Regions from separate parts of the Homo sapiens genome. Here region 2 is linked to region 1. Evidence: read pairs that join two places in POLR2A ChIA-PET (ENCODE). Cell type or tissue: Panc1. All regions are shown on one strand. Links, peaks and the distances in the headings refer to the core of each region. The heading gives the core; the rest is flanking DNA.

Region 1 (7,149 bases), core at 1,236-5,235:
GTAGTCCTAGCTACTTGGGAGGCTGAGGCAGGAGAATCACTTGAACCTGGGAAGTGGAGGTTGCAGTGAGTCGAGATCACACCACTGCACTCCAGCCTGGGTGACAGAGCAAGACTCTGTCTCAGAAAAAAAAAAAAGAAAAGGCGTAGATTGAATGAGATTATCCAAGAAAGCATGTAGATAAATGACAGCTCAGGAACTGAGCCCTGAAGAGGAAATAAACCTTTAGGAACTCAAATAGAAGACGATTGAGCAAATGGGATGGAGAAGGAGGATCTAGTGAAGGAGCAGGGAGACCACGCAGTGGAGTCAGGGACATTTCAAGGAAAGGGCAGTGTTGACTATCACTGAGAGGTCGCAGAGGAGGACCTTTCAGTAGCAAATGGATTTGCCAACCATCGGTGATCTTGGCAGGAGCTGATTTGGGGACAAGTGGGAACAGAAACCCAAATGGACTGGGCTGAGGAGAGAATGGAAAGGAGAAATGAGGACTAACTATAGTCAATTCTTTCAAGAAATTATGCTGTGAAGGGGAGCTGAGAACTTGGGGGAAGAAACTAAGGGGGTTTGTGAGCAGCAAGAACAAGTTTATCCAAACATTAGAGATACTAGCTTGCCTGGTGTGCCTGGAATGGTCCAGTGGAAAGGGGCAATTGCAGGAGGGAAGTCCTGAGATGGTGAGGGGTGATGGGCTCCAGGGTGGACACAGCACAGCCAGTCGGAGGGGGCAAGGCACAGAGTGTGGTTCAGCTGCAGGAAGGGGGGCCTACTGGGAGACAGGACATGAGGGAATCCCTGTCTGAGCACTTCTGTGTGCTCTGAGAGGCATGGAGCGAGATTGGCAACGAGATGAGGAGAGGGACACAGGTGGCTTCATGGGAGAAGTAGGGCTTGGTGTGGGGAAATGGGAGGCAGCTGTGCCGGTGACAGAAAGAGACTGGGGTGAGCTTCGAGGAGGTGGCCTGACCAGAGGACAGGCTCCATGCAGAAGGGTACTAGGAAATCAGTGTGAAGATGCAGGGGTCCCAAAATGCAAGCAGAGGCAGGCTGATGCATTTCGAGAAAGGAGGTGATCACTGTTAACTTTGGGCTGGAAACGGCTGGGCACAGGTGAGCTATCAGGGGAATAACAGAGCCAGGCTTCAGAATGAGGAAGAGGAAAGGAGGAGTCACTCCAAAAACATCTACAGGATTAGCAAATTGAAGGGGACCTCTCTTCCACCCCTCATGGCCCCAGAGGCTCAGGCCTAACACCAAGTACACTCCGTCTCCAAATTCAACCCTGCCTCCCTCATAATCTCTGTCTCATTGTCAGCGCCCAGAAGCACCTACCTCTGGCTGTCATCATCCACTCCACTGCCAAGATGGGCTTCCTCCAGCCTGGGAAGTACAGTGAGACCCCATCTCTACAAAAAATAAAAAATTAGCTGGGCATGGTGGTGCTTGACCGTGGTCCCAGCTACTTGAGGGGTGCTGAGGCAGGAGGATCAGTTGAGCCAGGGAGGTTGAGGCTGCAGTGGGCCCTGATCATATCACTGCACTCCAGCCTGGGCCACAGAGGAAGATCTCATCTCAAAAAAAAAAAAAAAAAAAAAAATAGATAGGCTTCCTAAAGTCCAAACCTGGTTCTGACGTGTCTGAGTATGACAATGACTGTCTCATGTGCTTGCTTTTCTCTACCTCCTCACATCTTACAGGATTTCTTAAGAAACATTGGCAGCTCTAAAAACAAAACAGGCTGGGTGTGGTGGCTCACACCTGTAATCCCAGCACTTTGGGAGGCTGAGGCACAAGAATCACTTGAACCCAGGAGGTGGAAGTTGCAGTGAGTTGAGATTGCACCACTGCACTTCAGCCTGGGAGACAGAACAAGACTCTGTCTCAAAAAACAAAAAACAAAACAAAACAAAACAAAACAAAAAAACAGAAACAAAAAACAAAGCAAATGTCTTAAGAAAAACACAACTTTTTTTTTTTTTTTTTTTTCTGTGAGAGGGGGTCTCACTCTGTCACCCAGGCTGGTACTGCAACCTCCACCTTCTGGGCTCAAGTGATCCTCTTACCTCAGCCTCCTGAGAAACTGGGACTACAGACATGCACCACCACACCTTCACTACACCTGGTGAAGTTTCATATTTTTTGCAGAGAAGGGGTTTTGCCATGTTGCCCAGGCTGCTCTTGAACTCCTGGGCTCAAGTAATCCCTCGCCTAGGCCTCCCAAAGTGCTAGGATTACAGGTGTAAGCCATGGCACTCAGAGAGGATTCATTTTCCAATGCAAAAGTTACACTCCCATTGGGAAGGGCTATTTCTTACGCGTGTGGCAAAGACCTGCATTGATCTCTGAAGCCCTGCGTGTGTCCTAACTGAGCTGAAATACATGGAGAGGTTTCCTCTTGAAAACGCACTATACCATACTCCTAGAGCTTTCAGTCTGGCCAACAATTAATACTTATGCAAATGTATTTAGAACTGCTAATCAGGAGGTTATGGTCACTCATTCATTCATTCATTTGTTCACTCAGCAAATGTTTATTGAGCATCTACTAGGTACTGGTTGCTGCTCCAAACACTGAAATGAGTCAGTGGAAATGGGAAAGGCCTTCCTGTTGGTGGGAGAACAATGAATGAAAATCAAACGAACAGGGCAATTACTTATGAGGGAAATAAACAGGGAAATATGATCATCAATCAGAAGATTGTCAGCAAAGGCCTCTATGTGAAGGAGACATTTGAGCTGACAATGGACAGAGCAGGCTGTGCAAACCTCTGGGGGAAGAGCATTTCTGGCAAAGGAAACAGCAACTGCAAATGGCGTGAGGTAGAAAAGGAATGTGTGGGGTAGAACCGACTGGCTGCTGGATGGAGAATGTAGTTTCAAGCACCTATCAGGCTTGGCAGAAGACAGAGAAAAAAAATCCTGCTACTTCCAGTGAAATAATTTAAATGCAGAGATCCCCACTGAAAAAAGAGCTTCCTCTATACTTTCTTTACTAGAAGGCGAGTACCTTGGACACCAACCTCCAGCATCAGCGCAGCTCAGCGGTCAAGGGTGTGTGCTAGAGCAGACCCCTGGGGCAGAAACTCTGACCCTAAAGTCATACTAGCTGAGCAACCTTGAGCCAAGTTGCCTATTCTCTCCAAACCTGTTTCCTTAGCTGTAAAATGGGGATAAGAATAATCCCATCACAGAGGATTGAATGAAATTATCCATGTAAGCATTGTAATCACTTAACAAAATGAGCTAATGTTATAATTATTCCATCCAGAGATGGAAAGGTTCTTTCAGCAATGAACCTATTGCACCCGACTTTGTTAAAATAGTTCAGCATTCTGCTCAACTCCTGAGTCAAATGCATTTTCACATCATCTCCAAATCCTTGAAATAGTTTGAATGTTAGAAGTGAACTTTGTTTCTGTTGTGGTAGATTTTACTTTGTCTTTAACTGGTTTGGAAGGAAAAGAGGATTGGGGTCAGGATTTGGTGGGAAGGGAAGCTAGGAGCGGGCGAGAGAGATGGGACAGATACTTATTGATCCCCAGTGACCAAGAGTACTGGGAACTCAGAAATGACAAACTACTTCCCATGTGGCCTCAGTCCCACCACTGACTAGTAGCACTTCAAAACTTGGAATTTAAAAGACAACGATAAATGACAGTCTGCAAGGACTTTTGACATAAGAACTAATTCTTTGGCAAAGTCTAGATCATCAAAAATGAAGGCAAAACAGGAAACCATCAGCAAATGACCTCTGTGTTTAAACAAGAGAAAATTCTGGCATCCCAGGATTTCCTGTTAAGAAATCAGGCCTTTATCCCAAACTGCAATGAAACTTGAGTGAAATGCACTCCGACAGAGAGTGCCATGTGCACAAACCTCTTCACAGCCATAACCTCCTGATCAGCAGTTCTAAATAAATAGCAGCCCAAGCGCATGTTTCTCAACCTTTTTGTGGATGGATTTGCTCTCACTCCCTCAGTTTTTGTATAAAATCAATCAAATCTCTGGGCTTCAAAAAAACCTTGGCCCTTGTTAAATCTCCCAGGCACAGTTATGTAATGAGATGGAGAAATGTCATTCCTCAGGCTCCCCCTTGCAGAAGAAAATATTATATTTTGGAAGAAGAAATTGTTTAATATCCTCCCTTGGGAAGAAGAGTAAGGCCCCAAGTTCATGGCCAAGTACCAAAGACTGTTGCAGAAGTGAAAAGGACAAGGAGAGGCGTCTGTCACTCCTGAGAGAAACAGGGGAGGAGACAGGGAAGGAGAGGGTAGTGGGAGTGGCTTTCACTCTATCGCCCCTTGCTAGTCACTAAAGTGGCTAATCTCAGGCCATGCTTGGTGCAACTGAGTTTCTAATTTTGTAGGGTTGAAACTGGTGAAGGGACTGAACTTTGCACTGGTGTGATGTGAGTGAAACTAAGAGGAAGGACTTACTGCGACTGGAGGGGCAGAAGGCCTTGCTGGAGCCTGCATTATAATTACCTGCAGCCACATCTGCCATCCCATTAGCACTTCCAAAAGCCACATGAGGCCCTCCTCAAGAGTCTGAGCTGCAGAGAGACATTTAAATAGGCTTGACCACCTGGAGCCAGTCACCAGATTATCATCCAAGACCAGCAAGCAGGGCTGCCTCCATTCTTGTGAGCCTGGGCCAATCAGAGCTCTTTCTGCTTTGAGTCAAGACTTCCTCCAGATACATTTAAAGTGAGCTCCCAGTTCACCGCAGAGCCATATAGAACATGCTGTTTGGGTTCGAATCAGGGCTGGAGTGTTTAATTCCTTTAGATATACATACCAACTTTATTCCAAGGGCATCAAAGAGCCCATTAAACATTCATTATCTGTGCCCTCTCAAAACACCAGCTCAAGGCTTATCCCACCATTGCATTCCCTGGTGACCACAACCTAGTCCCAGTTACTGTGATTGGTGAGCACTTGGAATCCTGGTTTGGCCACTTTCTAGTTGAGTAGCCTTTGATGAGTTACTTGACCACTGTATACCTATATTAATTTTCTCAACTGGAAAATGAGTATAATATGTATTACCACTTTGGATTGATTAATTAAATATGGTAATATGCAAAAAGTGTCCAGAAAATGTAACATAGAGTTGTCCTTAAGGAATGACAAGTTTTCTTGTTTGTTTTCTTTTTTCTGCTATTTCCAAAAGAAATCCCAGGTAAGTTTTTTTTAAATCTGAAGAATCTCAAACGATGAATTTTATTATGTAATTATTATGTAATTAAATTAGCTGATATCCATCTACTATTCGCAAAACAAACAAATTTGATAAAGTATGAATTCACCAATGAACTATTTAAAGGTTTGTTTATTTAACTAAAACTTATTTTTGCTCTAAGGATTCTTCTTTGTAACTCCAAAATTGCCTATAACCAATTTCATTCAGATCTTTCTAAACCATCACTTGTGGTTCGAATCAGGGCTGGAGCATGAGGGGGTCATGCTCCCAGGTAGAAGCAAGCACCTATCTACCTACTGCTCTCAGGGAAGCCTGAACCCAGGAAGCAAATTATATGCAGGTGTTTCAGGCTGAGATGTGAAGTATGCTGTTTATAATGTCAAAGTCTATTTTCCTGGGCTCAGGAAGATCTTACAGAGATTATTGTGGTGTAAACTGTATCTGGCTGGAATAGATGAGAGAGTCAGTAGGAGAGTCCTGGAGTTGGATAAGAAGGAGCTGGAGAAGTAGCTTCCAGTTCAGGGAAGGTAAGAACCAATGCAATATGGCAGCAGGATAGAGCTAAGTAAGACAGCCAGCAGGGAGCCCCTTGTGGCTGGATGTGGCTGACAGTCTGTAGGGGCACTGGGTGGAATCTAACAGTCAAGCGTTTCAGTTTTCCTCTTCTGCATTGTAATTCTCTTACATCACCCTAAGGCTTCAATAAAGTTGGTTAAACACAACTGTCTTGTGCTAATTATGATTTGAGAGAATAAAGGAAGGAACTCAGCCTACACTTAGGGATGAAGCTGACCTGGAAGAGGGGTCCCACACAGAGAAGCCTAGAGCATCAGGGCCGGGCACAGTGGCTTATGCCTGTAATCCTAGCACTTTGGGAGGCTGCGGTGGGAGGATAACTTGAGGCCAGGAGTTCGAGACCAGCCTGGCCAACACAGTAATATGCCGTCTCTATTAAAAATACAAAAGTTAGCCGGGCGTGGTGGTACACGCCTATAATCCCAGCTACTCCAGCCTGGGTGACAGAGCGAGACCCTGCCAAAAAAGAAAAGAAAAAGAAAAAAAGAAACAAAAGCCTAGGTAGGGGAGAAGCCTGGGGCCACTCACAGAGAGAAGGGACAAGCAAACCCCAATCTCAGACTTCCCATTTTTTCTTTAGGCTTTTCAGCCCCTCTCCCCATCAGTCGTGTCTTCTCCATCTCCCTTCTAATTTTATACTCTCTTTTATTCTCTCCTAGAATGAAGGCACTAAACACTAGACCTGAAACAACTTTGACAATATCTCAAAGCAAACTCTGGGCCCCTGTCCTCCCTCTCTGTTCATTCGTTGTGCTATTTGGAGCTGAACCAGTCCACGAGTCTACGCTGATTTTGCAAGCGTAAATAGTTGTGGTTCAAATAATCTTGCTCAATTTTTCAGATCTGGAGATTCTGCCATATAACTGTTCCAATGCCAAGAATTCATACCCCAGAGGCCTTCCTCTCATCATTTAAGATTTTCAAAAAGATAATTTCGCCTCAGTACTGGTTGCCAGATTGACAGCCTTAAAAACAAGAGGTGAAATTCAATCTCAATGGAGCTTGTGCCTGCTCTCTATTTTTAGGGAAAAGATTATTCACCCATATGGGCAGCTGGGAATAGAGCATTGCTGGGGGTGGTGTGGGGGAGGGTAGACATTTAAAGCAAACTTGACCCTAAATCTCCTGCCCTCAGTGGGGTGGGGGTGGGGAGTGTGGAGTGTGGAAGGAATAAGAATTGTCCCCAGGTTGGGAGGGGTGCAATGTAGGATTTCCCAAAAACCATTGTAAATTTTGCAGAATGATAAAAATATTTTTCTTTCTAAAAATAGCTCTCTCAGAAACCAGATGTCTGGATTTAATTACAGTCACTATGTATTGAGCATGTACCAAGGTACCAAGCCCCATTTTGGTTCTTTGCAGATATCTGGT
Region 2 (7,149 bases), core at 1,981-5,980, 190 kb after region 1:
ACTTTACTAATCAGGAAATAAATACACAGGGTGCTTCCCCTAAATAGAGTGCACTAGAACTATAGAAAATAAAATTTAAAACCAAACTACTTAGAGATAGAAAAACACAATTCAAATAACCATTGAATCCAACAAGAGGTCAACACTACAACTGTAGACTACATAGATAGTAACAAGAAGACTGCATAATGAAATTTGAAACAAGGATAAATACATACTTAGAGAAAAAAGTATGGCTTTATATATATAATAAATCATTTAAACAAAAGAAGGTGACAGAGAAACCAAAGAAAACAGTGGAAAATTGGAGAAAGGAATTAAGATAAATGTGAACCTTAATTAGAAAAAGAATGGTACAATTGATAAATCCTAGTGCTAATTTTTCAGGAAACCAACAAAGTAGACTGATTTCTCACAGATCTAATTTTCAAAATGAGAAAAAATATCTACCCATCTTAAAGAAGGGAGGGGGGGTGGCCAGAAACAGATGCAGAGGTGATTATTAAGTTTAAAGTGATTACTTGTATAATTTTGTGCTCAAAATTTGAAAATCTGAATGGATTGGATAATTTTCTTAAAAAATAGAATATACTGTAATTGATTCAAGCAGTTGAAAACCTGAATGGAATAAAAAACTTGGGCACTGTCATCAAAGAAGTTTCCTGCCCAGATTGTTTTGCAGACTAATTCTTTCAAACCCGCTAAGAACAGTTACTGCCCAAGCTAAATTCCACAGAGATTGTTCTGTGCTGACATCCTAATCCCGCACTTGGCTTTGGCAAGGAAGGGTGTCTTGGCAGTGACAGGATGCAACGCTGTCAAGGACATATTTAGGAAAAGCAGCTCCTTCTCCAGAGCTCATCCCTCCTCCTGGGCGTGTCCACTGATGTGCAGATGCTGACGGCCCCTGTGTTTCCTCAGCTCTGAGCCAATAGAGGAGGAAAGTAAGCATGGGGGAAAACAGGCCTGCATGTAACACCCATGATGTCTTCTAAAATTTGGTGATAAAAACAAGAGACAAGAAATTTTTGGCCAGGCGCAGTGGCTCACACCTGTAATCCCAGCACTTTGGGTTTTTTTGGTTTTTGTTTTTTGTTTCGAGACGGGAGTTTTGCTCTTGTTGCCCAGGCTGGAGTGCAGATGCAGTCTTGGCTCACTGCAAGCTTCGCCTCCCAGGTTCAAGTGATTCTCCTGCCTCAGGCTCCCAAGTAGCTGCGATTACAGGCACATGCCACCATGCCCAACTAATTTTTGTATTTTTAGTAGAGAAGGGGTTTCACCATGTTGGTCAGGCTGGTCTCAAACTCCTGACCTCAGGTAATCCGCACACCTCAGCCTCCCAAAGTGATGAGATTACAGGCATGAGCCACCACACCCGGCCTAATCCCAGCACTTTGGGAGGCTGAGATGGGAGGATCGCTTGAGCCCAGGAGTTGGAGACCACCCTGGGCAACACAGTGAGACCCCCATCTCTATTAAAGAAGGGTGGGGGGATTCCTTCATTAATTTCCTCAGAAGTTAACCTGGAACTTTGCTTGAAAGGGAAAAGAGGCGTGTTCAGACATCTGGATTGATGCCATTTGTGAATCTGACTTTCATGAAATTCCTTAAGTAACTCCACCCCACATAAAACAAATACAGACTGGGCATGGTGGCTACCCGCCCTAATCCCGCACTTCGGGAGGTTGAGACAGGCAGATCACTTGAGGTCAGGACTTTGAGACCAGTCTGGCCAACATGGTGAAATCCCATCTTTACTAAAAATACAAAATTAGCCAAGCATGGTGGCACACACCTGTAGTCCCAGCTACTCAGGAGGCTGAGGCAAGAGAATTATCTGAACCTGGGAGGCAGAGGTTTCAGTGAGCAGAGATTGTGCCACTGCACTCCAGCCTGGGCAATAGAGTAAGACTCCGTCTCAAAAAAAGAAAAAAAAAAAAACTGCTGTGGAAAATCAAATCAGTGACGTGAATGAAGGAAAAAGTTATTCTGCAGACACAGCTGGGGCCAGGCCTGCCAGGATTTTACACAGTTGTGTTTGATTAAGTCCTCCTCAACCACCTACAATAATGGATAGGATTGTGATAGATAGGAGGATATTCGTGTTTATTGATGGGAGAATTTGAAACATAATCAAGATAGGGGCTAGTTTTTGTCATGTGAGGAGAAGTGTGCCAGGCATTAGGGAGGTTCCTTGGGTTACCTCTGGGACTCAGAAATGAAAGGGGACTATTCCTAGTTTTATTACTAGGGCTGTTATTAAGGATGAAAATTGATTAATAGGTTTGTCACAGAGACATGTGAGTAGAGAGTGGCCATTGCCCCTGGCCTCCGGGCCCTGGCTGTGATTACACCTTTGCTCCATGTTCTCCTCTTGGGCCTCCTCTCTCCCTTAGAGAGAAAGGCTGCCTGGAGAGCCCCTTTCCCCAGGTTTACACTGCTGAACCCCTCTTCTAAAGGCACGTGCGGAAACCCCTTCCCTGTCACTTGCTGTACAGTCTGGGAGACAGTGTGGGCTGATACATCAGGTACAGGGCCTGTGTCGCCAGCATTGCTGGAGGTGCTGGGGTTTGGTGTGGGCTCTTCAATTTAGGGTCTTCACATTCTTCTCTTTTTCTTGCAGAGGAGGGTGTGGAAGTATTATATTATAAAACAAAACTAGTCCAGGCATCATTAACAACTTTCATGATCTTTAGTTTTCTTCCAAATCCTGCAAATGGTGATTATACTCTGAGAGAAAAACTGGGTCCCGTGACTATATCATTTGGGGAGGGAGGGAAGGCATGGAGGAAAGAGAGAGAAAGAGAATGTGAATGCACAGCTTTGAGAGGGACTGTTTGTGCTTTAATAATTGCCTTCACTTGGATAAGGCTAAATACCTGCTGGCTTTGCGTTTTCTCCTTGGAAAATCATGCTGTGAGAAGCCACCCAACATGTTGTACCTAGATTTTAATGTCGTCATTTCTCCTCCTTCACTTCTATCCACTTCTCACCCACTGAAACCTGGCATCATCTCCACCACCCCCTGCAGCCGCTCTCTCCAATGCCACCAGCCTTTGCTTACCTGGCATTCTGTAAATTCTGAACAACTGGCTACCTGCCCTCTTGCAGCACTCTCCCCCTATGGCTGCCGGCCGTGTTCTCCGGGTTTCCCTTCTACCTTCCTGGCAGTCCCTTTGCCGCTTCCATAACAGCCTCCCATTCCTGTTTCCAGCTGCTAATTGTTGATGGCCCTTGGGCACCTACCCTGGACTGTCTTCTCTGTCCTCACAGCCTCCTGGATGGTCTCTCCCCTTCGTCACCATCCTCCCGCTCCTGATGTCCAAATCTATAGCCCAGGACTTGCTGAGGTACAGCCAGTTACCTCCTCAAACTCCACTCAAAGGTCCCAAAGCCCTGAACCCCAGTGTATCCAAGACCAGACTCGCATCTTCAGCACTGCTTGGCTCCCTAAGTAGATGATCCCTTCAGCCCCCAGTTTCACAAGGTGGAAACTGGAGTAATGTTTCTTTCTTGTTCCCCTCATCTGTTCATTCATCAGGCCCTACCAGCTGCTCACCTGTGTAGAATTAGCCCAGTGCCATTTGCCTGCACAGGCCACCTTCATCTCTTACCTGGACCCGTCCTGGGTCTCTCTACCTCCAGCATTGCCACCCCCACCCCATCCCCATCCATTCTCAACACCATGGCCATATTTTTATTAGTTACTTTCTGTGCCCCCGGGCCTCTGCCACATCACTGCCCTAAATTATTTGTGACTACTCCTTGCCAGACTCCTTGATGTGGCTTGACAGACCCTCTGAGCAGGGCCAGCCCCACCTGTTTCTGCAGAATAATCCTTGAGTTCCTACCTCCTACCTTCAGTCCTGCCTCCCCATGTCCATGGTCAGCATGCAGTCCCTGAGCAGGCCATGCTCACTCTGTCCCCTTGTTCCTTTGCTCTTGCCGTTCCTGCCACCCTACCTGGAATGCTCCTGTCCTCCCCTCTGCTGTGTAGGCCTGAAGGTGTGAGCTGATGGGCTACTCCTCAGGAAGCCTCCCAGCTTTGTGCAGTGCCCTTCCAGCAGGCACATGGCGCCATGTGTTTGCCTCCTGAGAGTGCCCATCACGCGGCTGATGCACTTACCTGGTTCCTCCATTAGACTCAGATGTCTAGGGGCAGAGGCTGCTTTTGCTCATCAGTGTGTCCCTAGCACCCAGGAGTGCCTCGTGCATACTGCATAACCTTAGATATTTTATCCATACAGTGAATGAATGGATCCATCATATAGCATTCATTGTCTGTTACATATTGCTGTGTCTCATGGACTATACTATGTCATTTAATAAACGCAGTGGGAACTCAAAGTGCCAGAATCCTCAGAGAAAGGGAGCCAGGGTGAATCCTGACTCTAGCATCCTTTAGGTTATAATCTATTCTGGAAGCATAAGTGTCTCTATAGTTGAGGGTTTATCCTTTAAGTGCTTTTGAAGCATCCATAGAGTTATCCCATATCTGTCTTTTTGGGGGCCATCGAGGCTTATGTGGTCCGTGTCCCATGCCGTCCTGGACTGCAGGGGTGCCCTCTGGCTTCTGTCACCTCAGTGCTGCTGCTTGTCTTCTGTGCTGTCAGTGTCTGCCTGGCACTTTCCCCATCACCCTCTCTAATCCCATTGTAGATCTTAACTGCACGCATTCTAGGTCTTTCTAAGTGTTGCTCATCCTGACTTCAGAACTTGCCCTTCAAGCTGTCATTTATCTAAATAAATCATTGCTATCAGCTGCTTTTGTGTGATTTGCCACTCTTCTCAAAGTAGGGTACAGAAAAAGAAATTATAGTTCATTGCAGTTTTCATCTGCTTGGGGCTGTGCTGTTCTCAGAGGATGAGGACCAAGCTCCAGGCCACTAACAGACACAACCTCTTAGGCCCGGATCTACTGGTCCATGTTGGAACCCAGGAGAGTCTCAGGAAGACACCTCTCTCTTCCTCGGGCATACGCTGAAGCAGCTTCCTAACCCCTGCGGGCCCTTGTGGAGGGCAGGAACTGTGTGTTCATCTTGTCCCCCAGACACACGGCAGTTTCTGAAATATAGGAGGTATTCAGTATAAGTTTGCAGAATCAGCAGAAGAAAGGCGGGGAGGAAGAGGCAGAATTGAAAATATGAGATACCAGATTCCCTTCCAGGGCAAAAAGTTAGATGGTGTCAAGTGGAGGATTTAGTACGTGGGCTTATTGCTGCTTCATATGTCTGAAATTTCCTCCCAGGGAGTATCTGATATGCTAGAAGAATCTGATATCATAAATACTGAAATAAATACCATAAACTGGAAGGGTTTCCAATAAGGTTAGAAATAAAATCAGGACAGTTATATAACAGGAAGCACCTCAGAATACCCTTAAGGACTGCAACTCTCAGGAGGACAAAACAGCTTTCTGAAGAAATCCAAAGTTATGAACAGCTCTAGCAGTAGCTTCTTAATATTAATATGCACTGCCCTCATTTTGAAACACTTAACTGTGTAGATCTGAGTGTCTTATCATCTTCTCTCCCTCTGCCCCTAAAGCTATTCCATTTATGTTGCTGGTTTTTTTTTTTTTTTGGTTTTGTTTTGTTTTGTTTTTGTTTTTGTTTTGAGATGGAGTCTCACTCTGTCACCTAGGCTGGAGTTCAGTGGCACAATCTTGGTTCACTGCAACCTCCGCCTCCCAGGTTCAAGCGATTCTCCTGTCTCAGCCTCCCGAGTAGCTGGGACTGCAGGCGCCCACCACCAGGCCCAGCTAATTTTTTGTATTTGTAGAAGAGACGGGGTTTCACTGTGTTAGCCAGGATGGTCTTGATCTCCTGACCTTGTGATCCACCCGCCTCGGCCTCCTGAAGTGCTGGGATTACAGACGTGATACTGCACCAGCCCTTGCTGGGTTTTAGTAGTATAAGAATGTCTCTGGTTTGTTTGTTTTTGCCCCTCCCCCTACTCCTAATGCATAATACTATTTGGTATTGGTTTTAGAGCAGAAAATAAATGGGTTTTTATCTCATATGCCGATTTCAGTAGATTGGTTGTGGCTCACTGGAGTGTTGAGAAGAATTTGGAAGCTGAATCTAAGTTCAGTGGGGGAGAGTTCTGTGGAGGCTGGGGGGTTGGAGGGTAGCACTGTGCATGCCAGGCCTGTGCCAGGTGTGTTCTAGAGGACAGTAACTCATGAGAGCAGGACATGGCATCCTTCAGGTTTTGACTTAAATCAGAGTCAGTTGAAGTTATTTTAATGTCATTTTCATTTTAGAGCCTGAAATTGTTGGTTTTCAAATCTTGTTCTGCTGTGGCTTGAATGTAATATCTTAGTGAATAGTAGGGAGAAAAATAGAGCTGAATATTTTAACAGTGTTGAGATCTTTTCTTTAAGCTGTTGCCATTTGATACCTGATACTAAATTGGACTTCATGACCATAAAAGGGGCAGGAATGGGAGACTATCTGAAAAGTCCCTCCAGTGTAAATATTTATCATGGTTATTTCAGAGGCAGATTAGGCTTCTGAAATTTGAGCTACAACTGGATAGTCCTAACTTAGCATATAAGTTGCTGTCCAGATTGGTAACCTGGAATCTAGATTTGCACAGTGGGAATCAGAATGTGCTGAGGAGTGGCCAATGGCCTTGACCTGCCACCAGGCATATTTCATGAATGACAGTCAGTTACATAATTCACGTAGTACCTTTCAACAAGGGAGGATCCACCCAGTCATCTTGTTTGAGGCATTCTTTTCAGAAGGAGAAACCGAGGCATGGCCTTTGCTATTACCCATTCAGGCTGGAATGTATGAGCTATGATAGCAACTTGGCCTGAAGGCCTCCAGGCCTGGTCAGCAAATAAATTCCTTGAGCGCTTTCCATGTGCCAGTTGTAGACACCACAAATGTAATTATGAGCAAGAATGTCTCAGCCCCCAGCCTCAAGGAGCTTCCACGCTTGTTGGGAGGAGACAGACAAAAGCACCCCGATATACTCATGCTTCAAGGTAGCACAAAGACCACTGAAGAAAATAACATATTGTGATCTGGGATGCTGGTTTAACTCGGGTGTCCAGGGAAGTTTGCTTGGAGGAGATGGCACTCCCAGTTAGACTGGAATGAGGGGATGAGACAGATGGTGTTGGAAAGATCCTGGGGA

What was found. Peaks named below come from ENCODE experiments on the same cell type or tissue, not always from the same donor. Only the 100,000 strongest peaks of a DNase experiment are listed, where the experiment ranks them.
Region 2: POLR2A ChIA-PET joins it to region 1 with 5 read pairs; 5 of 35 experiments call an interaction of 5 or more read pairs at or near these places.

What each region holds. Positions count from the first base shown.
Region 1 is chr7:36,041,667-36,048,815 of GRCh38, forward strand. No RefSeq gene overlaps it. Among named protein-coding and RNA genes, the nearest start is that of EEPD1, 110 kb to the right of the region's middle. In Panc1, for the core only: no CTCF peak of the experiment used is centred there; no DNase peak of the experiment used is centred there; H3K27ac peaks cover 554 bases.
Region 2 is chr7:36,226,607-36,233,755 of GRCh38, forward strand. The region is part of intron 2 of EEPD1 (endonuclease/exonuclease/phosphatase family domain containing 1); the gene reads left to right. Among named protein-coding and RNA genes, the nearest start is that of EEPD1, 77 kb to the left of the region's middle. In Panc1, for the core only: no CTCF peak of the experiment used is centred there; no DNase peak of the experiment used is centred there; H3K27ac peaks cover 412 bases.